2 separate regions of the Homo sapiens genome follow, and region 1 is linked to region 2. The links are chromatin loops, found by intact Hi-C in ENCODE. Cell type or tissue: endothelial cell of umbilical vein. All regions are shown on one strand. Links, peaks and the distances in the headings refer to the core of each region. The heading gives the core; the rest is flanking DNA. Region 1 has its middle 33 kb from the start of TANC1. Region 2 overlaps TANC1 (tetratricopeptide repeat, ankyrin repeat and coiled-coil containing 1).

Evidence for each region. A loop is a pair of places that touch in the nucleus more often than their neighbours do. Peaks named below come from ENCODE experiments on the same cell type or tissue, not always from the same donor. Only the 100,000 strongest peaks of a DNase experiment are listed, where the experiment ranks them.
Region 1: it touches region 2 in a loop (7-fold over the local background); 2 of 110 quality-filtered maps call a loop at or near these places.

Annotation. Positions count from the first base shown.
Region 1 is chr2:158,928,052-158,943,492 of GRCh38, reverse strand. It overlaps the pseudogene RNU2-21P. Among named protein-coding and RNA genes, the nearest start is that of TANC1, 33 kb to the left of the region's middle. RefSeq lists an enhancer at 14,317-14,486. In endothelial cell of umbilical vein, for the core only: no CTCF peak of the experiment used is centred there; a DNase peak (open chromatin) is centred at 6,282; H3K27ac peaks cover 1,852 bases.
Region 2 is chr2:159,112,059-159,127,499 of GRCh38, reverse strand. The region is part of intron 4 of TANC1 (tetratricopeptide repeat, ankyrin repeat and coiled-coil containing 1); the gene reads right to left. Among named protein-coding and RNA genes, the nearest start is that of MIR6888, 67 kb to the left of the region's middle. RefSeq lists enhancers at 2,888-3,399, 3,400-3,913, 8,589-8,883. In endothelial cell of umbilical vein, for the core only: a CTCF peak has its summit at 8,726 (motif pointing right); DNase peaks (open chromatin) are centred at 8,269 and 8,739; H3K27ac peaks cover 762 bases.

The DNA of each region.
Region 1 (15,441 bases), core at 3,214-11,213, 180 kb after region 2:
TGTGCACCTGTAATCCCAGCTACTCAGGAGGTAACCAAATCTGTAATATCTCCAAAGGATTGTAATATCCTTTCAATGACTGCACTAAAGTCTACTGTTTTGAGATGCTTTTTTTTTCCAGAGATAGGATCTTGCTATGTTACCCAGGCTGGACTTAAATTCCTGGGACCAAGCAACCCTTCCACCTCTGACGCCCAGTAGGAGGGACTACAGGTATACACCACTGCACCTGGCTAATAGCTCATTTTAGTACTGGACACCTAGCAGCATTTTGTTACACTACTGTTGATGGAGCACCTCACAGTAAAGCAAGTCACACAGATTTTTTGGTTTTCCAATGCACATAAAAGTTATGTTTACACTATACTGTAGTTTAAGTGTGCAATAGCATTATGTCTAAAAGAATCAATACCAGCCGGGCATGGTGGCTCACGCCTGTAATCCCTGCACTTTGGGAGGCCAAGGTGGGTGGATCACGAGGTCAGGAGATTGAGACCATCCTGGCTAACACGGTGAAACCCCGTCTCTACTAAAAATACAAAAAAATTAGCCGGCAGCACAATGGTGGGAGCCTGTAGTCCCAGCTACTCGGGAGGCTGAGGCAGCAGAATGGTGTGAACCTGGGAGTCGGAGTTTGCAGTGAGCCGAGATCACGCCACTGCACTCCAGCCTGGGTGATAGAGTGAGACTCCATCTCAAAAAAAAAAAAAAAAAAGGAATCAATACCATACCATTATTTAAAAATACTGTAATTTAAAAATACTTTATTGCTAAAAACCATAAACCATCATGAGACTTTAGTGACTTGTAATCTTTTTGCTGGTGGAGGGTTTTGCCACAATAGTGATGCCTGCTGACCGATTAAAATGGTGGTTGCTGAAGGCTGAAGTGACTGTGAAAAAAAAAATTTTTTTTTTTGAGACAGGGTCTTACTGCACACCACTGGAGTGCAGTGGTGTGATCTCAGCTCACCGCAGCCTTGACCTACTGGGCTCAAGTGATTCTCCCACCTCAGCCTCCCAGGTAGCTGGAACTACAGGCACATGGCACCATGCCTGGCTAATTTCTTGCAGTTTTTGTAGAGAGGGGGTTTCACTATGTTGCCCAGGCTGGGCTGTGGAAATTTTAAAAAATAAGACAACAATGGACTTGGTGTCTCACGTCTGTAATTCCAGCACTTTGGGAAGTCGAGCCCGGAGGACTGCTTGAGGCCATGAGTTCAAGACTAGCCTGGGCAACATAGTGAGACTCTGTCTCGGGGAAAAAAAGACAACAATGATGTTTGTTGCACTGATGGATTCTTTCCTTCATGACAGATTTCTCTATAGCATGTGATGCTGTTTGATAGCATTTTACCATAGAAGACCTTTCAAAGTTGGGGTCAATCCGCTCATACCACGCTGCAGCTTTACTGAGTTTATATAATATTCTAGATTCTTTGCTGTCATTTCAACAATGTTCATAGCATCTTCATCAAGAGTAGATTCTATCTCAGGAAACCACTTTAAGAAGCAACTCTTAATCTGTTCATGTTTTATCCTGAGATTGCAGCAATTCAGTCACATCTTCAGGCTCTACTTCTAATTCTAGTTCTTGCTATTTCCATCACATCTGCAGTTACTTACTTCTGTGAATCTTGAACCCCTTAAAGTGATCCATGAGGGTTGGAATCAACTTCTTCCAAATTCCTGTTAATGGTGATATTTTGACTTCCTCCCATGAACCACAAATGTTCTTAATGGGGAATCCTTTCCAGAAGGTTTCCAATTTTTTCCCCCAGATATATCAGAGGAATCACTATCTATGGCAGCTATGGCCTCACAAAATATATTTCCTAAATGTTAAAACATGAAAGGTAAACTGACTCTTTGATCCATGGAATACAGAATGGATGTTGTGTTAGTGCACATGTAAACAATATTAATCTCCTTGTACATCTCCCTTAGAGCTCTTGGGTGACAAGGTGAATTGTCAATAAGCAGTAATATTTTGAAAGAAATCCTTTCTTGTAAGCAGTAGGTCTCAATAGAAGGCTTAAAACATTTGTGACACCCCACCGGGTGCAGTGGCTCACACGTAATCCCAGCACTTTGGGAGGCCAAGGCGGGTGGATCACCTGAGGTCTGGAGTTTGAGACCAGCCTGGTCGATATGGTGAAACCCTGCCTCTACTAAAAATAGCAAAATTAGCTGGGCCTGGTGGCACATGCCTGTAATTCCAGCTACTTGGGAGGCTGAGGCAGGAGGATCACTTGAACCTGGGAGGCAGAGGTTGCAGTGAGCCGAGATCGTGCCATTGCACTCCAGTCTGGGTGACAAGAGCAAAACTGCGTCTCAAAAAAAAAAAAAGTGGTAATCATGCTATAAATAGATGTGCTGTCACCAAGGCTTTGTATTTCCATTTATAGAGCACAGGCAGAATATATGAAGCGTAATTCTTAAGGGCCCTAGGATTTTCAGAATGGTAAATAAGCATTTGCTTTGGTTTAAAGTCACCAGCTGCATTGGCCCCCGCAAAAGGGGTCAGCATGTCCTTTGAAGCTTTGAACCGAAGCATTGACTTCTTTTCTCTAGCTATGAAAGATCTAGAGGGCACCTTCTTCCAGTATAAGCCTGTTTCATCTACACTGAGAATGTGTTGTTTAGTGTAGGCACCCTCATCGATGATCTTGCTAGATCTTCTGGATAACTTGCTGCAGCTTCTATATCAGCACTTGCTGTTTCACGTTGCATTTTTATATTATGGAGATGGCTTTCTTTAAACCTCATGAGCCAACTTCTGCTAGCTTTGAATTTTTCTTCTGCAGCTTTTTCACCATTCTTAGCCTTCATAAAATTGAAGTGAGTTAGGGCCTTGCTCTGGATTAGGCTTTGACTCAAGAGAATATTTTGACTGGTTTGATCAGTCCAGATCACTCAAACTTGCTCCATCTCAGCAATGTTTGTTTTGCTTTCTTATCATCCATGTGCTTAATGAAGTAGCACTTTTCATTTCCTTCAAGAACTTTTCCTTTCTATACATAACTTGGCTGTTTGGCACAAGAGGTCTAGCTTTTGGCCTATCTTGGCTTTTTTTTTTTTTTTTTCTTGAGATGCAGTCTCGCTCTTTCACCAGGCTGGAGTGCAGTGGCGCAATCTTGGTTCACTGCAACCTCCGCCTCCCGGGTTCAAGCGATTCTCCTGCCTCAGCCTCCCGAGTAGCTGGGACTACAGGTATGTGCCACCACACCCAGCTAATTTTTGTATTTTTAGTAGAGACAGGGTTTCACCATGTTGGCCAGGATGGTCTCAATCTCTTGACCTCGTGATCTGCCCACCTCAGCCTCCCAAAGTGCTGGGATTCTATCTTGGCTTTTGACATGCCTTCCACACTAAGCTTAATTGTTGCTAGCTTTTAATTTAAGGTGAGAGACATGTGACTCTTTCTTTCACTTGAACACTTAGAAGTCAGTGTAGAGTTATTAATTGGCCTAATTTCAACATTTTTGTGTTTCAGAGAATGGGGAGGCCCAACAAGAGGGAGAAAGATAGGAGATTGGTTGTTGAAGAAGTCAGAACACACACATTTTATGGATTAAGTTAATCATCCTCTATGGATGCGGTTTATGGTGCACCAAAACAATTACATGGTAACATCAAAGATCGCTGATCACAGATCACCAAAACAGATATAATAATAATGAAAAAGTGTGAAATATTGTGAGAATTACCAAAATGTAACACATAGACACGAGTGAGCACATGCTGTTGGAAAAATGGTGCCAGTAGGCTTGCTTGATGCCAGGGTTGCAGCAAATCTTCAATTTGTAAAAAATGCAGTATCTGTGAAGTCCAGTAAAGTGAAATGCGGTAAAATGAGGTATGCGTGTATTGCTTATTTGGAGACTTTATAAAGATGGAAGCATATAGTATAAATATACAGTTGACCTTCCATATCTGCTGGTTCTGCATCCACTAATACAGCCAACCATAGATCAAAAACATATTTAAAAACCCAATATGACAATAACAATACAAATTTAAAAATATGGTATAGCATAGCATTTACATTGTATTAGGTATTATAAGTAATGTAGAGAGACTTTAAATTATACAGGAGGATGTGTGTAGGTTATATGCAAACACTACACCAGTTTATAGAAGAGACTTGAGCATCTGCGGATTTTGGTATCTGCGAGGGCCTGAAACCAATCTCCCACGGATACTGAGGGATGACTCCACACCGGTTTACCTGTCTATGCCACTGGTGATGGACATTTGGTTTGTTGCCAGTCTGGGGCTATTATTACCAAGCTGCTATGAACATTCTTGTACATGACTCCTGGCATGAGTGTATATGCATTTCTTTAGCGTAAATATATGGCTAGGAGTAGAAATATTGGGTGATAAAGCTGGGCATGATGACATGTACCTGTATTCCCAGCTCTTCAGGAAGCTTGCTGGAGCCAGGAGTTTGACAGCAGCCTGGGCACCATAGGAGACCTGTCTCAAAAGGAAAAAAAAAAAACGGAAACGTTGGGTGACAGAGTACGTAAATCCTCACCTTGACTACAGAATATTTTCCAAGTGGGTTCTCCATGTACATCCTCACTAGCAATTTAGAAGAGTTCTCCCTGTTCCACATCCAAAAAATGATTCTTCATTTTGAGATAATATCCTTCTGTATGAAAAATACTTTTATAAAAAATAAAAAATAATGATGGTTAACAGGTTGCTCTTTTTACATGCCAAAATAAAGATCTACTAGTTCCATTTAGGAACTTCTAAGCTTTTCCTCTGAAATTCTATTGGATCATGACATCTCAAATGCTGTAAACCATTGTTGCACAGAACATACACAGTGTAGATTTTTTTTTTTTTTTTTTCTTGAGACGGAGTCTCACTCTTGTTGCCGAGGCTGGAGTACAGTGGCGCCATCTCAGCTCACTGCAACCTCCACCTCCTGGCTTCAAGCAATTCTCCTGCCTCAGCCTCCTGAGTAGCTGGGATTACAGGCACGTGCCACCACGGCTGGCTAATTTTTGTATTTTTAGTAGAGACGGGGTTTCATGTTGGTCAGGCTGGTCTCGAACTCCTGATCTCATGATCCACCCACCTCGGCCTCCCAAAGTGCTGGGATTACAGGCATGAGCCACCGTGCCTGGCTCTTTTTTGTTTTTTAACATCAAAAACCACTTAATGTATATAGTAGTCAGCCTCCAAGATGGTCTGCAGTGCACCTCCTTTCTTGGTATTCATGCCTTTGTGCAGACTATTCCCACATATTAGGTAAGGGCTGGTTTTGCAAACAATAGAAGTGTCAGTGAATGAGTTCCCCAAACTAGGTCATAAAAGACATTGCTGCTTCAACATTGGAGCAATTGCTTCAACATTTGGATCAATCACTCTGCAGGGAGTCAGCCACCATGTGAGGATGCTCAAGCAGCGAGATGAGTAGGCCCATATGGAAGAGAACCAATTTACCAACGCCAACTTGTGAATGAAGTGAATGAGCCCCTTGAACACAGAGCCTTCAGCCTCAGTCAAGCCTCCAGATGATTTCAGTCCCCCAGTCCTTGAGTTTTCCAGCTGAGATCACAGAAATCATAAAGCAGAAACAAGCCATGCCCTTCTGCCCTGTCTGAATTCCTGATTCACAGAAACCATGAGATAATATATGATTATTTTTGATTTTAGCCCCCAGGTTTGGGGATAATTTGTTACACAGCAAGATATAACTGATACAACTCACATGACCATCAAGGAAGGTCAAAAATTGGCCAAAAATTTGGATTTTTGAATGACTTCACACAGCAATATAAAGATCTAGTACTTCTATTTAGGCCTTAATTTTTTTTCTGAGTCCAATTATGCCTCTAGATTTAATTACAAGTTTAGAAGAACTAGAAGTGACATGGAGATATGTTAAACAAACACACTGCAGAGAATATAGGAAATTCTAAAGCACAAATTACTCATTTTCTTCAATCAATAAACTGAAAAAACAAGATGAGGAGGGGAACCTGTAAATTAAAAGAGGCGTAAGAATAGGTTGTATTCTTCCCAATAACAGATGCTGTCTCCTATAGGGAAAATTACACTTCCCGTCTCTCTGCTGACATCAGCTTTGACCATGCGGTTTGCTTTGACCAGTGAAATGTGAGCAAATGTGATGGTTGATTGCTACTTCTGAGCAGAAACTTTAAAAGACATTGTGTGTTTCAGCCATTCCTCATTTCCATCTGCCAGGAACTGGGCATATCCCAAACACAGATTGTTTCTTTAGCTTGTAGCCAGGAGTGAAGAGGATGCAGGGCTGACTCACAGTGGAAACTCACGTGAGCAGGAAATAAATCTGGGTTGTTGTAAGCCACTCCAATTTTGAAGTTGTCTGCTAAACATAACAGCATAACATAATGTACTCTGACTCATATAAGTAATGTTTCAAATACAATATGTAAACCTTGTTAGGATCTTGACTTATGGGACAATTGAAGAAATTTGAGTACGTACTAGATATTTTTGATGATAATTAAGAAATTGCTATTAATTTTTTAGGTGTGTGGATGGTATTGCAGTTAGGTTTAAAAGAACAAAAAGAGGCCGCTCATGCCTGTAATCCCAGTACTTTGGAGGCCGAGGCAAGAGGATTGTTTGAGTCCAGGAGTTCGAGTACAGCCTGGACAACATAATGAGACCCCATCTCTATTTAAAAAATAGAGAACAAAAAGAATTCCTATATTTTGGATACATGTTTCAGAGGAAAGGGAGAGTAGGTGAGGGAATATTTGAAACAAGGTTGGCCATGAGTGGACAACTGTTGAGCCGTGTGGTAGATACATGTCAATTTATCATACTATTCTCCCTACTTTTGTAGATGTTCAGAAATTTCCATAATAAAAACTTTTATTTTTTTTTAGACAGAGTCTCGCTGTGTCGCCTAGGCTTGAGTGCAGTGGCACTATCTCGGCTCACTGCAACCTCTGCCTCCCGGATTCAAGTGATTCTCCTGCCTCAGCCTCCTGAGTAGCTGGGATTACAGGCGTCTGCCACCACGCCCGACTAATTTTTGTATTTTTAGTAGAGATGGGGTTTCGCCATGTTGGCCAGGCTGGTCTTGAACTCCTAACCTCAAATGATCCACCCACCTCGGCCTCCCAAAGTGCTGCGATTACAGGTATGAGCCACCATGTGCAGCCCATAATAAAAAGTTTAAAAGAAAGGGTTTGTTGACATGATTCCCAGAGTTGTCCCTTGACTCCCAAAGGGGTTCAGAAAATATGGGAGCTGGAAGGATTGAGCTGACCACTTAGGTTTATGAGTGTGAATACACAAAATAGATGTTTGGGTCAGGCCTCAGGAATAAGATACTGAGACTGATTATGTTCAGTGAGAAAGATGTTTCCTTGGGAGCATTACATCAGGTCAGAGCAGTATCAGGGAAAGTTTGAGAGCACTGGAGAGCTGTAGGGAGCTGAGGTGTCAGCCTCCACCTCAACTGAGAAATAGGAGAGGTGTGGCGTAAGTAGACGCATTATCCGCCTATTGGCTAAAAACAAATGTAGTATCTGTTCCTATCAGTTAAAGCATCAAATGTGGTCTCTAAGTTCAGGGAATTAAATTAATATTTGGAATTGGGAGATGGTTTGGGAGCTTGCTCTATCCTCTCCATGCCTCAGCATGTAATTGCAATGCTTTCAGGAGTGGTGCATTCCTTTTGAGTTAATGACAGATTGTTTTCTTTTGTTCCCCTAGTGTTCTACAAAGTGCTCTAATTCACTGTTAATGAGGCTCCAGACTGCATTTCCACCATTTGTGCTGCAAAAAATAGAGTTTCCCATAAGTGAAGTTGACAAAGCAGTGGGCTTGAGCTATCTTGCCAGTACCACATCCAAGAGAGTGTTGGACAAGAAGATCACTTGAGTGAGGGGCAGCCTGGGGTGAGGGGGAGAACAGGCTGAGCTAGAAATCCCACGTCAAGGGACTGTGTGCCGGGACATGTGTCCCCAGGGAGCAACAACATGGGCAGCTACAGAGGGGGAAGAAGTTCTCTTGGAGTTACAGAGGCAGCAGCAACCTCGGTGACAGCACCCAGTGCCCACCCCCTCCATCCCTTATCTAGAGGAGTCAAGTAAAATGACCGTGCCTCTCATTCTGTCTTCCAAACCTAGGGTGGTCCTCTCTGAGAAAGGAGGAGAAGATGGGTATGCAAGAGCAGATATAGCTCCCATCCTTGCCCTTGCTGGACTGGCAGGTACTGGGACAGTGGGGCAGGAGAACAGAGAACTTGAAATTCCCTGCTTTTGACATTTTGTTTTTGTGATTGAATTTCAAAATGAATGGGATGCCATGTGTGGTGGCTCACGCCTGTAATCCTAGCACTTTGGGAGGCCAAGGTGGGTGGAAGACCTCAGCTCAGGGGTTTGAGACCAGCCTGGGCAACATGGTGAAACCCTGTCACTATTAAAATACAAAAAATTAGCTAGGTGTTGTGGTGCATGCCTGTAATCCCAGCTACTCGGGAGGCTGAGGCATGAGAATTGCTTGAACAGGGAGGCAGAGGTTACAGTGAGTCGAGATAGTGCCACTGCACACCAGCCTGGGGGATAGAGTAAGACTGTCTCAAAAAAAAAAAATAATAATGAAACAGAGCATTTAGAAATGGGACTGGGAAGTTATGGAATTGAATGGAGACATCATTAAGACATCAAGAGAGCCTAATGCCCAGAGTAAAGCAGGGATTCCACAAGAATAAGCTGAGAGCAGTCAAATAGTTTCATGCTTACACCCCAATGAGTTGTTGCTCCTCAATGATTATAGGGTTTCTTCACTTCCCCTATCAATACAACAAAAAACAAAAACAAAACCTTTGGTTAAGATCCACTTCAAAGTAGACAAAGCCTTTCTTTGGCAATTGCCCTCTGAATCTTTCTTCCCTTCTGCCTTCTCTCCCTCATCCTGCAATAAATCCATGCCCTCCTGCTACCCTCCTTGCAATTAACAAGAGCCAAACTTATGTACCATCAAGGACACTAAAAATAAGTATCTATATTTTCTTCTAATATTTTGCCTACTGTGACCTACTTTCAGTTAAATTTCAAAAGCAAACGAGTGAGATGTGTCCTAAATAAACATGCCTATGAACTCTGCTGTGGTGTTGGCTGCATAGTTTTTGTACCATAACCAAATACTTGTTTTCTATACAGAGCAAAAATTTAAAAGATTTCCTGTGTTGATATGTTGATATTTAAATTATAAAATTCCACTTGCTTCATCAAAAATCTATTTCTTTGAGGACCGTTTCCCACTGATAATTCTGGTATTAAAGAGCTCTAGTTAGTGCTACCTCTGATGTGCCCAAGTCACATGTAGAATCACTTCCAATCTGCCCACACATCTGAAAATACATTTTCCAGCAATTATAATATCAAGAGCTGTGAAGCTTCCTTGCAAACACAGCATTGTATCAGCCGATGTTATTTTAATCATTCACTTTTAATGAGACACCTATGAATATCTTTAAAAATCAGAGTCAAAGGCAGGCTGTCACCTAAAAAAAAAGTCAAGTTGTGGTTTGAGGGTTTTACCGACATTAGACAATTATTGTAATAATTTAAATACTTCAGCTTAAACAGCAAGATATATGTTTGTGCTTTCAAAGTGAGTTCTAATATTCACCCTAGCAGTTGCTAATTAACATTTGAAGTAGTCTGATGGGGAATAACCCTCCAGGGGGTGGTTTGTTAGCATTTAAGGGCCCTAATCAGCACCTTGGACTTGGAATCTATAGCTACTATAGCTCCTTCAACTATTCCTTTCTGAATCTACACTAGTGAATTTATTGTTTAGCATAAGAGATGTTAGAAATAACTTCTTAGGCTGGGCGTGGTGGCTCATGCCTGTAATCCCAGCACTTTGGGAGGCCGAGGCAGGAGGATCACTTGAGGCCAGGTGTTTGAGACCAGCCTGGGCAACGTAGTGGAACCCCATCTCTACAAAAAATAGAAAAAGTTAGTCCAGTGTGGTAGTGTGTCCCTGTGGTCCCAGCTACTCAGTTTTGGGTGAGCCCAGAATGGTACTCCAGGCTTAGGTGTTTGTTTAGTATTGTGCCTGCCACTGAAGGCAGCACCCAGTAGTTTGATCCACTGGATTCTGCTCTGGGGCATTGTGGCGTCTGGTTCAAGTGAATACTTCATGGAAGACTATGGCCAGAGAGTCTGGAGCTCACCAAGCTTATGAGGCTGATTTGCCTGACTCAGGCTTGTTTGCTGATAGGCCCAAGACTCACTTTCATGGACCTCATCACCCAGTGACCCTGTGCAGGGGCAGAAGATCCAAGCTCCCGTGACTCAAAGGGGTGAAGGCCCCAGCAAGGCACTAACAACAGTGTACCACCAAACTGATTTGAACAAGTTAACAACATTTAACTATCCGCAAGTAGTTACCATGAGATGTATTTAATAATAATTTTTAAAAGAGGGCCAAATAGGAAAAAAAAATCTACATGTGATGGTCAAACTTCAAGGAAGATTTATAGAAAAACATGTGGCTTTGTCTATATAATTATAATAATAGAATTATATGGGGCTTACTATGTGCCAGTAACTATTCTAAGCCATACCTTAGTAAAGACATACTATTATCTTAGTATTATTATTATTTTGGAGGCAGAGTTTTCTGTGTTGCCCAGGCTGGCCTTGAACTCCAGGGCTCAAGTGATCCTTCTGTCTCAGCTTCTTGTATTCAGAAACCAAGGGACTACAGGTATGCACCACTGTGCCCAGCTCATCACATTATTATTCCCATCTTACTGATGAGGAAACTGAAGCACAAAATGTGACTTGTCCTAGGTTCTACAGATCAGGTAAGTGGGGGAGCAATGATTTGAATTCAGGCAGTCTGACTCTGGAATCCAGGCTTGTACCTGATTTAGATACCGTAGTTTCCTTTCTGAAGAATAACAGTTGGTATGTGACTAGAAGCCACAATAGGAATTTATAGGGTTAAAGAAAACTGGACTTGCTATAAAAGCCCAGGGGAAAACTAAGGAATTCTGAGGTTTTCCTTGACTTCAGGAAAGGCTCTTACCAACAAGAGATTTTTTTTCTCTCAAGCATCATTTCAGCAGCAGACTTCTGTGATGAATTAAAAATAAAGATCTGTCGCTTGGTTGATGATGTGTATAACAGTTTTCCTAGACGCAACAAAACTGTGGAATTTTAGAAGGCTTTGAAGAAAAAGGCAGACAACTTGCCTCTCTCTTTTCCGTATTTGACTTCCTTTCTTTTTATATCTCCCTATAATATCTTATACCAGAACAACCATTCACACATGAAGTTACTGATCTAAGTCACAGCAAAACATTCATGTTTTTCTATGTTCCTTTCAGCCTCTCAGTGAGGGCAAAAGTTGGGATAATCTGATTACTAGCATGGTTATTTAGTGGACTCTTCACCAGCAGCTGTAAACCTGATCTTGCATCTTTCCTTTGCAAGTTCCTCTCTGGCCATGGCTCTTAGAGGGGACATAAACCGCCAGCCACAACCATCATTCTATGGATTTTTTTAAAAACCCATTTACTCACCTTAATTTCTGCAACAGAATTTTATCCACATATTAAATAAGTGAGTGTTTGGAGGTCCACTCAGGGCCCCTTCCCATTTTCCTGTCACTAAGGCAACGTGGTACTCATCAGCAGCAGCCCTGTCTCCCCAACTAGCTCCGTGTATATTCAGGATCCTGGTGAATGACTCATTCAACCACATTACACAGAGCTATAGAAAACTGACCCTGAGCATAGCAGACTAACAATGGTTTTGGGGGCTGCCAGATTCCAAAACTTTTAGAGGTTCTAAGATATTTAGGGTTCTTGTAACTGTTACTTAGAAAGTTGTCAAGTATTTTTTAAAAAAATCCCCAGTGTTTGCATGTACCAGATTGTTTTTATGTAAAAGTATAATAGTTAAATAATGTATTCATCAAATTTGAATTGAGTATTAGGAATTAATCCCAATGCAAGAAATTTAAGAGGAAAAAGATATAGACCCTGCTGATCTGTTGGGCTGTTTTGGTTGCAGGTGATAGTAACTTAAAATAGCTTAAAAAAAAAAAGGAAATGTATTGACTCATGTAACTGAAAAGTCTGGGTGTAAATTTCAGGCATCACTGGATCAAGAGGACTCAAATGATCTCATTAGGACTCCTTTTTCTGTTTTCATCTCTGCTCATCTTTGCCTGTTTGTGTGCTGGCCTCATTTTCTCTTACCAAAGATAGCTTCCTCCACTATAACCTGAATGAATGGCTATAAGAAGCTCCAGCTTAGATCATTTTTGGAGCTCAAAGAAGTACAGGAATAGAGATCATCTCTCAATAAGAATCCACTTATCAAAAATCTAGAAAGATATTGATTGGCTCTACTTGATCACATGCCCATCTGACTGACCAATCTGGTTAGGGAAATGAAGTCCTCAGATTGGCCACACTTTGATTACCTGCTTCTCCTTTGGATGAGGAGGGTTTACTAGCAGTTGTACAACATGAAATATGTTTTCCACACAGGGAAAGGAGCAAACGATGGACAAAAAGAACAGATATTCACTGTGGTAGTCAGCCCCCAAGATGGCCCCAAATGATCTCCACCTCTTCATACAGTCATGTGTCACTTAACAACGGGGATACATTCTGATAAATGTGTCCATAGATGATTTTGTCATTGTGTGAATGTCATAGAATATACTTACACAAAGCTAGATGGTATTGCTCACTACACACCAAGGCTATATGGTATAACCTATTGCTCCTAGGCTACGAATCTGTACAGCATGCTACTGTATTGTAGGCAATTGTAACATAATGGTGAATGTTTATGTATCTAAACATATCAAAACATAGAAAAGGTACAGTAAAACTATGGTATTTTGATCTTATGGGATTACCATCTTATTTTTGGCCCGTTGCTAACAGAAATATTGTTATGCGGTACATGACCATATTTACACATTCTTCCATAATCTTCTCCTACATGGAATCACGGCTGGCCTGCATGACCAATAGAATATGCAGAAGTGGTGGTGTGTGACCTTCACGGCTAGGTCATAAAACACATTGACGCTTTCACTGTGCTCTGTCTTATATTACTGGCTCTGAAGGAAGTCAGCCACCATGTTGTGAGGATACCCAAGCAGCCCTGTGAAGCGATCCATGTGAAGAGTGTATTAGTCCATTTGCCTTGCTATAAAGGAGTACCCAAGACTCGATAATTTATGAGGAAAAGAGGTTTATTTTGGCTCATAGTTCTGCAGACTGTATAGGAAGTGTGGTGCTAGCATTTGCTTCTGGAGAGGGCCTCAGGAAACTTATAATCATGGCAAAAGGCCTAGGAGCCAGTGTGTCACATGGCGAGAGAGGGACCAAGAGAGAAGGAGGTGCTAGGCTCCTTTTTAAACAAGCAGATCTCACATGAGCTCATTACTGTGGGGAGGGCACCAAGTCATTCATGAAGGATCCACACCTGGGAGCCTCCCACCAGGCTCCACCTCCAGCATTGGGAATCACATTTCAACATGAGATTTAGAGGCCACAATCATCCACACTGTATCAAAAAGGAACTGAGAACTTCTGCTAACCTCTTGTACCAGCTTGCTAGAAATTTGAGTGAGCCATCTTGAAAGTGGATTTTCCAGCCCTAGGCAAACCTTCAGATGACTGCAACCCTGGCCTACATGTTGGCTGCAACTTCATAAGAGGCTTAGGCCCTAAAACACCCAACTAAGCTGCTTCTGAGTTCTTGAACCACAGCAGCTGTGAGTTAATAAACGTTTATTGTTGTTTAAGCCAGCAGGTTTTGGGGGGTAATTTGTTACTCAGGAATAGATAATGAATATAGTCACTACATTTGCTTTCAAGTAGCTCATGGCCCAGTCTGCAGACATAGACATTTAAATGACTAATTCTAATTTGTGGGTGGGGTAGGAAGATAGAGGGGGGTAGAAGAGAGCCTCTGTGAAGGTTTTATGGAGGAGACCACCTCTGAGCTGGACTTTAAGGATGAGCAGGAGGAGGAAGGGAAATCTAGACCAAAGGAACATCATATACTGAAGCCTGAAAGTGAATCACATTCAGGTAAATGCAAATGGAAGAGTGTGGTTGTAGTTAAGGCACCAGTCTATCAGAATCACATAGAGGGCCTAAAAAGTACAGATACTCAGACCCTACCCCTCAGAAATCTGATGATTAGGAAACACTGGTTAGGATTTCCTAGTTTCTTGGGTTTTGGTTGGTTAGTTAGCTGGTTACTGGGAAGGGTGTGTCTGCAGCAGGTTTCTCAGTAGGACTCTGGACCACATGCTACAGAAAGCAGGAAATGTAGGCTCCCTGGAAATCCAGGGGCCCATGACTCACCTGTTCATACACATTTACACTCTGTAAGCCCCTGGAGACTTGGACACCATCAAATTTTGTGGGTGCAGTGAAATCAATGCTTAGAGAGAAATTTATAGCATTGAATGTATATATTAGAAAAGGAGAAAGCTCTAAAATCAATAATCTAAGCTTCCACCTTAGGAAACTAGTAAAAGAAGAGCAAATTAAATTTTAAGTAAGCAGAAAAAATAAACCATAAAAACTAGAGCAAAAACCAATGAATTAAAAATAAGTCAGTAGTGAAAATCAACAGAACCAAAAGCAATGGATAAACTTCTACCCAAGCTAACTAAGAAAAAGAGAGAGAAGATATAAATTACTAATATCGAAAATGAAAGAGGGACATCACTACAGATCCCATAGACATTAAAAAGATAATAAAAAATATTATGAACAACGGTATGCCCACAAAATTGATAATCTAGATGAAACAGACCAATTCCCTGAAATATACAATCTGCCAAAATGCACACAAGAGGAAATAGGCCATCTGAATAGGTCTATATCTATTAAAGAAATTGAATCAATAATTAATAACCTTTCAAAACCAGGACTTGATGGGTTCACTGGTGGATTCTACCAAACATTTAAGGAAGAAATTATACCAGTTATTCACAATCTGTTCCAGAAAATAGATGCAGAGGGAATAGTTTCTAACTCATTCTATGAGGCGGCATCACCCTAATACCAAAACCAGACAAATATGTTACAATAAAAGAAATCTACAGACCAATACTTCTCATAAACATACATGCAAAAATCCTCAACAAAATATTAGCAAGTCAAATTCAACAATGTATAAAAGGAATTATACACTATAACCAAGTGGGATTTATCCCAGGTATGTAAAGTTTGTTCAACATTTGAAAATAAATTAATATTGCCTATTACATCAATGGCTAAAGAAGAAAAGGATCACATGATCTTATCAATAGATGTGGAGAAGCATTTGGCAAAAACCCAACACCCATTTATAATAAAAACTCTCAGCATACTAAGAATAGAGAGGAACATTCTCGACTTAATAAATAACATCTACAA
Region 2 (15,441 bases), core at 4,790-12,789:
ACGTCTTTACAGAAAGATTTGTGTTCTTTTGGGTATATACCTCGTAATGGGATTGCTAGGTCAAATGGTATTTCTGGTTCTAGATCCTTGAGGAATCGCCACACTGTCTTCCATGATAGTTCAACTAATTTACATTCCCAGGAACAGTGTAAAAGAGGTCCTGTTCCTCCACAGCCTCACGAGCATCTGTTTCTTGGCTTTTTAATAACCGCCATTCCGACTGACATGAGATGGTATCTCATTGTGGTTCTGATTTGCATTTCTCAAATGATCAGTGATGTTGAGCTTTTTTTCTTATGTTTGTTGGCCATGTAAATGTCTTCTTTTCAAAATTGTCTGTTCATGTCCTTCGCCCACTTTTTGATGGGATTTTTTTGTAGCCATGCTCCTTTCAATAAGGTATCATTAAAATAAATGTTAACACTTTCAAGTTCCAGTTTGTAGTCTACATGTTTATAGCATCATGAGTACAATAAGCTCCTAGTACAACAAAGTAACTTGAGTAACATTTCTGCTTTCTTCCAGTGCAATCTGTCATGCTGTTCTCACACTGTACTAAAATTGTTATATATGAAAGCATGGAAATGCATTAATTCATTTTATTTACTCAACAAATATCTGTGACACATCCACTGCATACCAGGCACAAGGGTGAGAACCACAGACATGACTGAACTCTCGATGCTCTCGGTTAAGATGGCAAGAGTCTACTATATCATTTGAATTTTATTTCAAAACACTTCAACATAAGCTGGGATATGTCCAGTGGCTGTAAGCCAACTGCCTAAAAGCAATGAATTGTCTTAATCTGGAAGACAGGCTCCAAGAGTAGTTAACCAGCTTTTAATCAAAAAGCCACACTCAAGAGACACTACTGCAAGCCAGTCTGCTAGCTATCCTTATCACCAACCAAGAGCAGGTTATGTTAACTAGTATACTTTGGGTCAGAAATGGGCTTTCATATTGGTTAAATTACTGACTTTGTTAATTAGTATTACAGCTGTTGGAACATTTTCAGTGGTGAAATTGATGATATTTGAGGTAAGGGAGTTGACTGGAAATGTCAGAAACACTCTGCCTGTGTGTGACCCAAATATAAAAATCTAGCAGGCCAGATTGTAATAAGCCTCAGAAATGTAAGGCTCAAGGTTAAGAATGGTGCCCTAGGTTTGATAAGTAAATGGCCCCAGGTCCAGCTGCTGATTCCCAGGAATTGTTAAGTCCCTGATGTAAAATGGCAGGAAAACCTGAATTCTGCCTTTGGTGGGCCAAATTCTAAAGATATCATTCCAAGATCCCATCCCCTCATTACTGAATCAAACACAATCTGGGTACGACCATGTAGGGACTCTGCAGATGGAATTAAGAATACTAATTAGATGACCTTCAAATAGATTATCCTGGATTATCTGGGTAAGCTTGCTATAATCACACAGACCCTCGAAAGCAGAAGTGAGAAAAGGCAGGAGGAAGGGTCAGACACTAAAGTGTGAGAAGGAAGCCACCTTTCTGGCATTGAAGATGAAGGAAGGGAACCACAAACAGGAATGCAGGCAGCCTCTAAAGTTGAGAAGAATCCTCAGCTGACAGCCAGTAAAGAAATGGGGACCTAGGCCGGGCTCAACAGCTCACGCCTGTAATCCCAGCACTTTGGGAGACCGAGGCGGGTGGATCACCTGAGGTCAGGAGTTCGAGACCAGCCTGACCAACATGGTGAAACCCCATCTCTACTAAAAATACAAAAAATTAGCTGGGCGTGGTAGGCACCTGTATTCCCAGCTACTCAGGAGGCTGAGGCAGGAGAATTGCTTGAACCCGGGAGTCGGAGGTTGCAGTGAGCCGAGATCACGACACTGCACTCCAGCCTGGGCAACAGAGTAAGACTCTGTCAAAAAAGGAAGGAAGGAAGGAAGGGAGGGAGGGAGGAAGGAAGGAATGGGGACCTCAGTCCTACAGTCACATGGAACTGAATTCTGCCCTCCTGAATGAGCCTGGAAGTGGTTCATCCCCTGAGCCTTAACAGAACACCACCCTGCTACCGTCTTGATTTTGGCCTAAGGAAACCTAGAGAAGAGAGCCAGATGTGCCTGGACTTCTGTCCTAAAGAATTGTGAGATAATAGATTTAAGATAAGCTTGTAGTAATTTCTCAGGGCAGCAATAAAACACTGACATAATGTCTATGAAACACTGTCTCATGTGCTACAGGTAAACACCAAATGCAAGCTGCTGTCAGAGCAGACTCCTGAAAAGGACAAAGCTGGAGCCTCACCAGGCGTATAAAGCAGGTTGTGTGGCTGTGCTGTGACAGCCTACTAATAAATCTGTATGGGCAGAACTCCACCTAAGCCTTATTTTCATTCATGCCTGGTTGTGAGCTCACAAGGAGGAAATCTCTAGCTCTTACTTCCTCTGACTTTTGGTAGTAATTACAATGTGCCATAAAGAATCTAATACCAGCTGGGCATGGTGGCTCACGCCTGAAATCCCAGCACTTTGTGAGGCTGAGGTGGGAGGATCACTTGAGCCCAGGAGTTCAGGACCAGCCTGGGAAACATGGTGAAACTCCATCTCTACAAAAAAATACAAAAATTAGCTGGGCATGGTGGTGCGTGCCTGTACTTGGTGAGGAGGGCGGGGGGTGGGGAGAGCTGAGGCGGGAGGATCACACAAGTCGAGGCTGCAGTGAGTCATGCTCATGCTACTGTACTCCAGTCTGGGTGATAAAATGAGGCCCTGTCTCTGGAAAAAAAAAAAATGCAGCTGATTTCCTTAGCTTTGTAGGAATGGTTAAGAAAATAGCTACAAACAATTGAACAACCACAAACTTTGATTTAAAGATATCCCTGGAGGAAAGATCGATCTTCCTAGAATGGCTAATTTCAGAGTTTGTCTAAGGAACTCAGGAAGTAGGCCTTAAGCCACAGGGCTCTTCTGTTGTTTGCACAAGGAGGAAGTGAGCCCTCCACTGCCTGAAGTAACTGACTCCAAAAGGAAGGCAGGATCCTTGAGAATTTTCTTTCCCTGTGGGTTCAGACCAGCCCCTGGACCAACAGCAACAGCATCACCTGCGAACTTATTAGACATGCAAATTCTCAGCCCCTCCCCAGACCACAGAGTGATTCCGATGCCCCACTCAGGCTTGTTTTTTGTTTTTGAGACAAAATCTCGTTCCGTCGCCCAGGATGGAGTGCAGTGGTGCGATCTCAGCTCACTGCAACCTCTGCCTCCCAGGTTCAAGTGATTCTTATGCCTCAGCCTCCTACAGACAGGCACCACCACACCCGGCTAATTTTTGTATTTTTAGTAGAGACAGGGTTTCACTATGTTGGCCAGGCTGGTCTCGAACACCAGACCTCAAATGATCCGCCCGCCTCAGCTTCCCAAAGTGCTGGGATTATAGGTGTGAGCCACCTCACCTGGCCTCCCACTCAAGTTTGAAACCCACTGGCACGGCCTGTCTGGAGTAGCTATGCAAGACCTTGCCCACAGCCCAAGAAAGCTCAAAATTCAAGTATGAAGACAAAACAGTATGATGTTAAATGACTTGGGAAAAACAGCAGCGGGAGGGAGGAAGGCAGCGATTGAGCTGTACCTGAGGCTGGGGGCACGAGGGGAGACTGGCGTCACTGAATGGGACCACAGAGGTGGGAGGCAGGGGGTTTTACTCTTTCCATTTCCTAAACGAAGTAAAAGCAGTTGGAGGAAGAGAACTTTGTCTCTGTTTAGCTTCTTTACAGTGTTTAGCACAGAGCTATGTACTCAGGTGGGGCACAAATATATATTTCAATAAGAAAAAGTTTATTTCTGCTTTTTAAGTAAATTATACTCATTTGCTATAAATTAGTAACTTCTAAGAAATCCTGTAATTTGGGAATGTCTTCTCCAATATTTACTCAGTACAGTGGCTACCACAGAATTCCATTTCATTTCTGTCAGGGCAGGAGATTCAGAAGTAAGGGGAGGAATGTGAGAAGGGAGATATGGGGAGGTGTTGGAGGGGTTGAGGTGGGGTGAGGGGAGCGTGGGTCCCAGCCCAGTCCCTTGAAAGCTTCCACTGATTAGAAGGTGCTCCACGACCCCTCCCTAACCAGCCAGGAGAGGGTGAAGGCAGAGCAGTCCTATGTCTCACTCAATAGCACTCTCTCTTTCCATCCTCCACAGTGACCAGGTCAAGACTATCCCAGCCTTCTCCAACAAATCTAATACACGCACATACACACTCCACCCTTCGCCCTATACAGAAAAAAATCACCATCGGAAGGGAGCACCTGAAGGAAATTCTTCAGCCCCATCCTCACACCTACCTGCTCTGGCATGCATCTGCATACATCCACACACAGCGAATCCTCTACCTGCACTCATGGGCCAAGATCAGGGTGCAGAGATCAAGGGCAAGAACAGGGAACAGAGATGCAGAACGCAATTGTCTCTAGAGAAATACCTGTAAGCACTGTTGCTCTTAATAGGATTTATGAGTTTAATCAGATTAGGTCCAAAGATTAGCTATGGATCATAGTTTCAACCTGACTAGGTTGCACTGAGACCATTAAAAGGGCCAGCTTGGACAATGAGCTACCACTGCACACCTTTTAGGATGGCTAAAACTTAAAAAACAAAATATAAAAACTGCTGGTGAAGATGCAAAGTAACTGAAACCCTCATACTGTTGGTGAAAATGCAAAATGGTAGAACCACTTTGGAAAACAGTATTACTCTGCAAAAAAAAAAAAAGAAGAAAAAAGAAAAAGAATTGATACCCACTACAACATGAATGAATCAACTGCATTAGGCTAAGCGAAAGAAGCCAGACTCAAAAGGTTATACACAATTCTAAACACGACATCTGAAAAGGCAAAACTATAGGTTTGGAGGACAGTTCAGGGGTTGTCAGGAGTTGGGTGTTGACTACAAAGGAGCAGCATGAGGGAATATTTTGGGGTGAAAGAACTGGTATCTTTGTGGTAGTTACACAACTGTGCATTTGACAGTCACAGATCTGTACAATGAGAAAAAAAAGTTCATTTTTGCTCTATGTTAATTTTAAAAAAACACATTAAATTTTTTTTTTAGTTAGAAAAGAGGGTCTGGCCACTTCAATGATAATAGTGATACCCAGTTATAGGAAGTCCCCAAGTCTCAAATCCTGGGTAAACATCTCTGACCCATGTATAGAGAGCAACAGCTAAAGGCCAGCCCCAGCATCTATCATCTCCTTCCACCTCTGTAAGAAAGCCCTAATTTTTCACTATTTTAAAAAATAGGCCAGGAACAGTGGCTCACACCTGTAATTCCAGCATTTTGGAAGACCAAGGCGGGCAGATGGCTTGAGCCCAGGAGTTCCAGACCAGCCTGGGTAATATGGTGAAACCCTGTCTCTACAGAAAATACAAAAATTAGGTGGGTGTGGTGGCGTGTGCCTGTAGTCCCATGTACTTGGGAGGCTGAGGTGGGAGGATTACTTCAACCTGGGAGGTTAAGGCTGCAGTGAGCCGTGATCCTGCCACTGCACTCCAGCCTGGGCAACAGAACGAGAGCATCTCTCAAAAATAAATAAATAAAAAGTTTCAAACACTTGGAAAGGGACAAAAGAGATAACAGGGTGTACCTTCAGTGGGCCTGGATGTTGCTTATGTAAAGCAGACCCTCCGACAGTATCTTTCCATAGCTGTGTACACTCTTGACTTTCTATTGACTAGTTTACAGGTCTGTAAATTGCAGAAAACTTGGCAGTGCAAATGATTCCTGTCCCTAGCAATGTTTGTCCATACCAATTCTCTGGCAGACAATATAAATCTCTATAACCCAAATTCCTAAACCATTAACATCTTTTTGGATTCCCTAATTAATGAATTATGCTATTGCCTTTCTCGTAACTGCTGGGCGTAGTGGCTCACAATCCTAGCACTTTGGGAGGCCAAGGCAGGTGGATCACCAGAGGTCAGGAGTTTGAGACATGGCCAACATGGCGAAACCCCGTCTCCACTAAAAATACAAAAATTAGCCAGGCATCGTGGTGGGCACCTGTAACCCCAGCTACTCAGGAGGTTGAGGCAGAAGAATCACTTGAACCCAGGAGGCAGAGGTTGCAGTAAGCGAAGATTGCACCATTGCACTCCAGCCTGGGCGATAAGGGTGGGAGTCCGTCTCAAACAACAACAATAGCGGAGAAAATTATGCTTTAGCACCCTAGTGCAATTAAGTGCATAAATAATTGCATTTCCCAGCCTCCTTGGCAGCTAGGTCCACAGAGCCAATGAGAGGTGAGCCAGCATCAGGTAGGATTTCAAGGAAGACTGTTTACAAAGATGAGCCAGCTGGGAGAAACCCCATTTTGCTCTTCTCTTTCCTTCTTCTGGCAGGACATGTGGACATGCTAGCTAGTACTCCAGCAAACATGTTATTAGACCATCAGGTTACCTTGTGTTAGGAAGGTGTGGTAAACTGATAATGGTTCCCAAAGACATACTCCCTGGAACCTATGGTATTTGCTACTTGATTTGGAAAAATCATCTGTGTAGATGTGACTAAGTTAAGGATCCTGAGATGAGGGGCTTATCTAGGTGGGCCTCAACTGCCGTAAGTAAAAGAGAAAGGAGAGGCCAGACACGGTGGCTCATGCCTGTAATCTCAGCACTTTGGGAGGCAGAGGCAGGAGGATCGCTTAAGTTCAGGAGTTCAAGACCAGCTTAGGCAACACAGTGAAACCCCATCTCTACAAAAAAATACAAAAATTAGTTGTGGTGTGTGCCTGTAGTCCCAGCTACTTGGGAGGCTGAGGTGGGAGGATCACTTGAGCTTGGGAGGTTGAGGCTGCAGTGAGTGATGATCCATTGTGCCACCACACCCTATCCTGAAATACATAATTTTTAGCTTTAAGTGAAATTCATTCTAAAAATAATTAAAATTTTTTTAAACACAAGATTGACACATTGAATTTTAAGTCTTGTGAGAAGCCATATTTAAAATTTTTAACCATAATGCACTGAATAGCAATGCAAAATTCATATCATTTGTACATAAAATGCTTCTCTCAACATCAAAAGGCTCAAAATAGTCCCTCCACCATGTAAAGTCAATCTCTCCCTTTCAGAATACTCAATGGAAGTTCAAGATTCTAAAAAAAAATTAAAAAAAAATAAACAAACTACTCCCTCAAGTCCAAGTCCACCATTGTCTACTCCCTATCCCACAGTGCCCACCCTGCTGGTAAGGACTGCCATCTCATTTCTGTTACCCTCTGAATTCTAGAACCTTCCACATGCTATCACAGTCATCCTTTCCCCACAGCACATACACTATTGTCACCTACGTCCTTGTCCATGTCCCCCAGCAGACTCAACTCCTGGGTGTCTCTGGCATCTCTGGCATCTGTACAAAGATGCTATCTCTGAAGTCAGGAGTAGCCCACAGTCCTGTTGCACATGGTCAGAAGGCTGGCATGTCAGACCACATGCAAGGGGCCTCTAACAATCCCACAACAGGCTGCACCTGAGACTGAAAGAAAAGGCAGTATGAAGGCTGGGCTTGCGAGCAAGAGGCACTGTCCTCCTCTGACCTCATTGTTGATGAGCTCACACTGGCAAGCACATGCTTTCCATTATCTGAAACACCTCTTCCCTCTTGCAAACATCAAGCGCAGCAGCAAAGCCATATTTGGGGGCTCAGCCATTATCTGTTTAGAGTCTAAAAAGGACAAATTGCACTCACAGATTGCATAGGTAACCTGTGACATCAGTGAGAGGGGCCAGATAAGCCACGACCGCAGCTCACCTCCTAAGAGTGCCTGCTGCCGTCCCCTGCAGCAACCCAGGCCATCGTGACCTCTCAGCTACCGCATCTGACTTCCTATCAGTGTTCAGCATTCAGGACAAAACAGAGAACAGGGTTTCCACATTAAACATGCTACAGCTCAGGTTGATGTCGAATTTTTATTGGTTAAAGCAACTACAGTCATTGCTTACCTTACTCTAAAACAGGTGATCAAGATTTTACATTACAGTTAGAATTCCTGAATATACAATGATTTATTACAACAGAGTGGCTGCTTCTTGATTTTTTTTAAAACCAACTGAAACTGATCTCCATCTTAGCACCTGCTAACAGTCAATCAGGTCAACCACAGGTCATATGAAACCATCTTCCCAACTCCCCCACCTCCACTGGTTCTGAAGAGTGGGTGTAAACAATGGGTTAAACAATCCAGGATGCAGACAGCTGTTAATCATAACTGGCTCCACATTCCCACACATTACAGTGGACTTCAGTAGACTCCCTGGCTACTTCCTACATAGGCTCAAACCTCTTACGCATGTGTACAAAAACATCTGAAGACATTTGGGGGCAAAGAAGAATGAATATTAAAATAACTGCCCAATCTGCCTATACCAAAGAAAAATATGACAGAGGCTTGGGGTTATAACCTATTCTACTTTTACGCCTCAGCTATTGAACAATTTTGAACAATCAGAGACAAAAAGGCTTACCAGAAAATACATGATTAACAGTATGTCAAACAAAGTAACTACAGAGATTTTTTACTTTAAGATGTCTGCTGTTTGTGTACCCAGTCATGTACAAAGGCAAAGTTAGGAGGTAGCTTCTCTTTTTCTTTAAGAGTTTAAAGTGTTTCTTCTTTTCTAAAGTACTTTAGCTACTCGAACAGCATGCAGACAGGGTAAGAATCACAGAACCTGGCCGAATACACAGCTCATTCAGCATCAACCACAAGGTGGCGCTGCTTCAATGCTGATTCAGATGCACAGCCCTGCTAGAGACGTTTCTCCACCATCAAGGCTACATTTGCTTGTGTCCTTTCCAGGCCGGCCAAAAATGCTTTCTCCTTAAGGTTTCAGGTAACACACATATGGCTAACAGTCTATATTGAGAAAGTAAACCACTGAGGCACAGCAACTCCCTACCCCCATCTTAGGACAGACTCTGACTGCACCTGAGAGGACTTATCTCAGCCTCCCTTAGTTAACAAGGCAACAAAGTGGGGCAGAAAGGCTTGCATACTCCTGAATCACACCCAAGTACAACACTGGGAGTTCATCTTCCCGGGAATCCATACTGATGAAAATAAATGGGAAACAAGACAAATCTCCTATGCAGAAAAATTCCAAACAATTTACATAGATCCTCCACTCTCATGGTGGTGGTGTACACCACCATACCCCTAAGTGTGGGCTGCACACAGCGACTTCCTGCCTTCTGGAGAGTACAGCACACTCCACATACAGCATCTATGCATGCATACAAATGCGTTCATGTTAATATATGGAAGGGGGAGGGAAGGAAACGAATAACTTCACCTTGGAGCAACCTGGCACCCACTACGTTGGCCAGGTGATCGAAGTCAAGACAGTGATAAGCCAGGTAGCTACTGTGTACATCAAAAGATGGGAGCAGAAGGCACTTCACTTCTGTGGTTTCTGCCCCAAAACCTGTAACTCCAGTCTAATCATGAGAAAAACACCAGTAGAGAAAAACACCAGTAGAGAAAAACTCCAGTACAGAAAAATTCCAGTAGAGAAAAACTCCAGTAGAGAAAAACTCCAGTACAGAAAAACTCCAGTACAGAAAAACTCCAGTAGAGGGGCAACCTGCAAAACACCAGCCCAGCACTCCCCAAAACTGCCAAGGTCATCAAAACAAGGAAAGTCTGAGCAACCACCACAGCCAAGAAGAGTCTAAGACCTGACAACTAAATGCAATATGGTGTCCTCTCGGATACTGGAATAGAAAAAGGACATTGGGAATAAGCTTTAAAAAAAAAAAAAAAAAAAAAAAAAAAAAAGGAATAGGCCGGGCACGGTGGCTCACGCCTGTAATCCCAGCACTTTGGGAGGCCGAGGCAGGCGGGTCACGAGGTCAGGAGATTGAGACCATCCTGGCCAACACGGTGAAACCCCGTCTCTATTAAAAAATACAAAAAATTAGCCGGGCGTGGTGGCGGGCACCTGTAGTCACAGCTACTCGGGAGGCTGAGGCAGGAGAATGGCGTGAACCCAGGAGGCGGAGCTTGCAGTGAGCCGAGATTGCACCACTGCACTCCAGCCTGGGCAACAGAGCAAGACCCCATCTCAAAAAAAAAAGGAATAAAGTACAGACTTTAGTAGGTATCAATATCAGTTCATTAACTCTGACAAGTGTGTCATACTAATGTCCTATGTTAATAAGAGGAGACTTGGTATGGAGTGCACGGGAACTCTGCATTCTTTGCAACTTCTCTATAAATCTAACGCTATTCTGAATTTAAATTTTATTAAAAATAGAAGTTCACCCAAGCTTTAATGGTAACTAAGAGGTCTCGTCACATACAGGAGAGTCCTTTTACTTTCTATGTTGTATTTAGGTTGTGTTCCTGACAGTCCTTTCACCCTCAGCATAGAGGAGGGTAAAGCAGCAAACACTGCTTCACTGAAGGTCATGTGAAGGATATGGTGGAAAGGCAGAGTGTGAGGGCTCCTGTGCCATCTGCACCTTTCGAGAGTGATCGAAGGCCACTATTCCGGGTGGCAATGAAGTAAAGTGAAAATGACCCAGGCTTTGGAATTAGACTGAAGTTCAAATCCCAACTGGTTATCAACGAGCAGTCTAACCTTCAGCAAAGTTATAACTAAGCTCTTGGGGCGCTCCATCAACTCACTGTAAGTGGGGTTCATACCTAAGCTGCAGGCTTGAAAATGTTCATGCAGTGTCTAGCACATGGTTGAATAAATGCTAAGTTTCCATTTCTCCTTTCCTTTCCTGAGACAAAAGTTAACATTGGCCAACTACAGCCCAGGGGCCAAATTGGACCACTGAGTGTTTTTATACATAAAATATCACTGGAACACAGCCATGACCACTCATTTACGTATTGTCTAAGGCTGCTCTGTACTACGATGGCAGAGTTACATAGTCGCAACAGGGACTGTGTGGCCCTCAAAGCCTGAGATATTTACTATCTGGCCCTTGACAGAAAAAGTTTGCCTATTCTGCTCAAAGGTCATCAATTGCCATATTTCCAAAAGCTAACAGGTCCTTTGTTTTTTTTTTTTTGTTGTTGTTGTTGTTGTTGTTGTTTTTTGAGACTGAGTCTTGCTCTGTCACCCAGGCTGTAATACAGTGGTACAATCTCGGCTAACTGCAACATCTGCCTCCTGGGTTCAAGCGATTCTCCTGCTTCAGCCTCCTGAGTAGCTGGGATTACAGGCATCTGCCACCACACCCAGCTAATTTTTTTGTATTTTTAGTAGAGACGGGGTTTCACCATGTTGGTCAGGCTGTTCTCAAACTCCTGACCTGATGATCTGTCTGCCTCGGCCTCCCAAAGTGCTGGGATTACAAGTGTGAGCCACCGCGCCCAGCCACTAACAGGTACTTTTCATTCCTTATCATACTTGACCTTCACAGCCTCTGCGTCAGATGCCCTGTTTCAAAATCCTCTTTTCTCTCTTGAGGCCAGCAACCTTAGCTCAGACTCTGCACTCAACTCCTTGGTGCTCTTCACAAGCATGGCTTCGTGGAGCACTCAAAGTTCAAGATAGGCAAAGTCAAACCACTCCACACTGTAGTTAATTACACCAGCACCTACACCTGTGGTAGGGCAGAAACAGCATTACTTGGAATCCCAGGACCAACGAGGGCTGAAATTCTACCTTTCAGAACCTTAGAATTCCTACCCAAAACACAGGAATAATGCCCACCTTGGAAATACTATGAAAATTAAACTGGGGAGAAAAACAAAGTCATGAGGCACAACAGAATATTTTGAATCTTGACCTATCAAGAAAACCAAGCTAGAGCTCGGCAAGCTTCCCAATGGCATGCAAAAAATGAGTTAAGGGTATGCCAGGATATGGATTCTCTCAGCTCTCCGGACCGTTGGGCAGAGTCTGGGGCAGTGCCCGAGGGACAGTTCATTGATTCCATTTGCTGTACAAAAATCTCCTATATGTGCCATGAGATTAAAAGGACTAGGAAGCCCCTGCCTTGAGTACTTTCCTTCTGCACTTTCTTCCTTCCCTAATTCTCATGTACAAACAGGTCACCACAACCTAAAGATTCTTTTTCCTAAAACTTTTTCAAATCAACCTCCACCACACTGCACATTCCCCTGCAGAGTTAAGCCACTATACTGCATTTGACTCAAGGAGTCCCAGTCTCAACCCCAAGGAGGCCTGTGTGAAACAGTTACCGTCCTAGAAACCAAATCTATTTATTTCATCCCTCTTCTGCTTAACTCTGTCATAGGACATCACTGCCAAAATAAAACACCTGGCTCCTCCAATGACACACACACACACGGACACACATACACACACACACACACACACACACACCCTTACCAGCTTCCGAAAGGAGAGTCTCGCTCTTCTCCGTGAGGTCACAACACTTTGTAGACACCTCAATGTCTTCACTGTTGTCATCTCTTGCCAAACTGGGAGGTCCCCAGAGCTTAGAGCCAAGTATTTATTTACCTTTATATCCACCACATCTCTAGTCCAGAGCCCAACACATGGCTGGTGCTCAATAAACTGGTATAAAACAAATGTTTATGGAAGCTCATGAAATCACTGCGTGAAAGACTGAATAACTCAGAGTGCCTCTGAGGCCATTTGCAAAAATAAAGATCACCACCAAAAGTCATCATATCCACCCATACAATGTCCTCTTACAATGAAAGGGATCCTGGAACAGGCTCTCACCAAAACAAGTCCAGGAGAACTGGGGGAGTAAGAGCTCTTGAGATGACCACAGAATAAAATGAACTTTATTTTAAAGCCCAAAGGGCACACAAACTAATAATTTCCAGGTTGAAAGGAAGAAACAGGAAAAGTATACCATAAAAATAATAAAAGAGTGTCAAAATGCAAATAAAAATGGGATTCTCTTAAGCAGTCTGATATATGTTTCTTGCTCATTTCGGGGAAACATGTTGAACTCAACAGGTTTATTTTTTCCTTTCTGGGTATCACACACTACTCTACTAGCAACACTGTCAGTAAGTCAAGATTTCAGGCTACAGTTAAGATGTTTCCCCCCACCTTAAAAGCACCTGCTTGCCTGTTAAAATACCACAAACTATAAGAAAAAATTAACTGTACAGTAAAACCTAAAACCAAGTAAATATTAGTAAATATTACATCCTCAGAAACTAATGGATAGCTCCTTGACCTGGCCACTGATATCATTTCTTCCTGACAATCTTATGGGACTCAGGTGGCCCCTGCAAGGCATCTCTTTACAGCCAGGCCACATCTGTCCTCCCCTCAGGAGGACAGTTGGGTGCTTGGTTGGCTCCCTACCTTCAGTCCCCATAATCTTTGGTATCAGCTCGTTGTCTTGTGAACTGCTTTTCACACTCCTCTAAAACTTGGTTCCTTGTGCTCTCACTGATCTTTATCACTTTTAATAAAAGCTACAATAGGACTAAGAATAAATAAGCATAAAGCATTTGGCTGGAAGCAACACACACTTCAGGAAATGAAAACCAATTAAGTATCTGGCAAGACCCTTCCCACAGAAGCTGTAGATGGGTCAGCTCATCCACAGAGCCGTGCCCACAATTCAAAAACTCAGATCCCAATGATGAATAATTTGGTTTTCATGGTTTCAACAATATTTGCTAACCCAAGTCCAAATGTCAGCAATTAGATTTTTTTGTTCAAAAAATTTTTAAGAGACTGGAGTCTCACTATGCTGCCCAGGCTTATCACAAACTCCTTGGCTCAAGTTATACTCCAGCCTCTGCTTCCCCAGTAATCGGGATTACAAGTGCACTGCTGTGCCTGGCAAGCAATTAGATTTCAAGAGTCCTCCACTGAAGGAGTGGTGCCTTCTCTATTCTCCAGGTGAGAGAAACAGACTAAAGGCAAAAGAGGATGATACAGGAGAGAGGACAATAAAAGGCAGAAGGGGCGATTTACCCCAATCTCAGATGTCAGGACCAGTTTGATGGAACATGGCAAGGGCAGCATTCTTCCAACATATTCTAGGAGCCAGGCACTTTACATTCCTTCCAATCCTCTCAAAGACCCATATGGTAGGTAGGTTATTCTCCTTTCTCAATGAGGAAACCAACTATTAGAGACATTAATTTAGTACTCTTCTAAGGAAACAGAGCCACTAAGAACAAGGACTTGGGATTGACCCCAGGTCTGTCTGTCCTCCTACAATACAATATCCTGGGTAGAATTTTTCTGTTTAGGAGGCAGTAAAAGGGACAATATACTAAAATCATCTAATGCAGCTAAGATTTGCTTAAACTTCTCATGCCCATAATCCCAGCACTTTGGGAGGCCAAGGAGGGAAGATTGCTCAAGTCCAGGAGTTCAAGACCAGCCTGGGCAATATGGCTGAAGGCAACAGGGTGAGGCAGAGAAAACCCTTCTCTACTAAAAATACAAAAATTAGCCACGCGTAGTGACACATGCTTGTAGTCCCAGCTACTTGGGAGGCTGAGGTGGGAGGATCGATTAAGCCCAGGAGGAAGAGGTTGCAATGAGCCGAGATTCCCCAGCCTGGGTGACACAGCAAGACCCTGTCTCAAAAAAATTTTTTTAAAAAATGCCATAAGTTTAAAAAGAAAAAAATCTGCTTAAACTTCACAACCTTAAAAAAAAAAAATACTGGCTGGGTGTGGTGGCTTACACCTGTAATCCCAGCCCTTTGGGAGGCCAAGGCTGGGGGATAGCTTGAGGCTAGGAGTTTGAGAGCAGCCTGGCAACACAGCAGAACCCTATCTCTATAAAAATGCAAGATAAAAAAATTACCCGGCCATGGTGGCATGTGCCTGTAGTCCTAGCTACTCAGGAGACCCAGGTGGGAGGACTGCTTACACCCAGGAGCCCAGGAGTTCAAGGATGCAGTGAGCTGTGATTGTGCCATTGCACTCCAGCTGAGCGACAAAGCAAGAACCTGTCTCTTAGGAAAACGAGAAAAAAAAAAAAAAAAAAGGCTGGGTGCAGTGGCTCACGCCTGTAATCTCAGCACTTTGTGAGGCCGAGGCGTGCAGATCACCTGAGGTCAGGAGTTTGACACCAGCCTGGGCAACATGGTGAAATCCTGTCTCTCCTAAAAATACGAAAATTAGCTGCATGTGGTGGAATCTGCCCATAGTCCCAGCTACTTGGGAGGGTGAAGCAGGAGAATCACTTGCACCTGTGAGGGGGAGGTTGCAGTGAGCCGAGCAAGATGAGATCACACCACGGCACTCCAGCCTGGGCAGCAGAGTGAGACTCTGTCTCAAAAACAAAACAAAAACAAAAAACAAACCAACAAAAAAACCCAAAAAACTTACTGAGAATATTTTGCATGCCTACATTCAAATTTTAATGTACATATGAGTGCATACACATTCATTCAACTCTGAGTGCACATATCTGCTCTAATAGCAACTGTATAACTGAAAAAAGTGAATTATTTTGTAAAAATACTTTCAAGAAAAGAAATC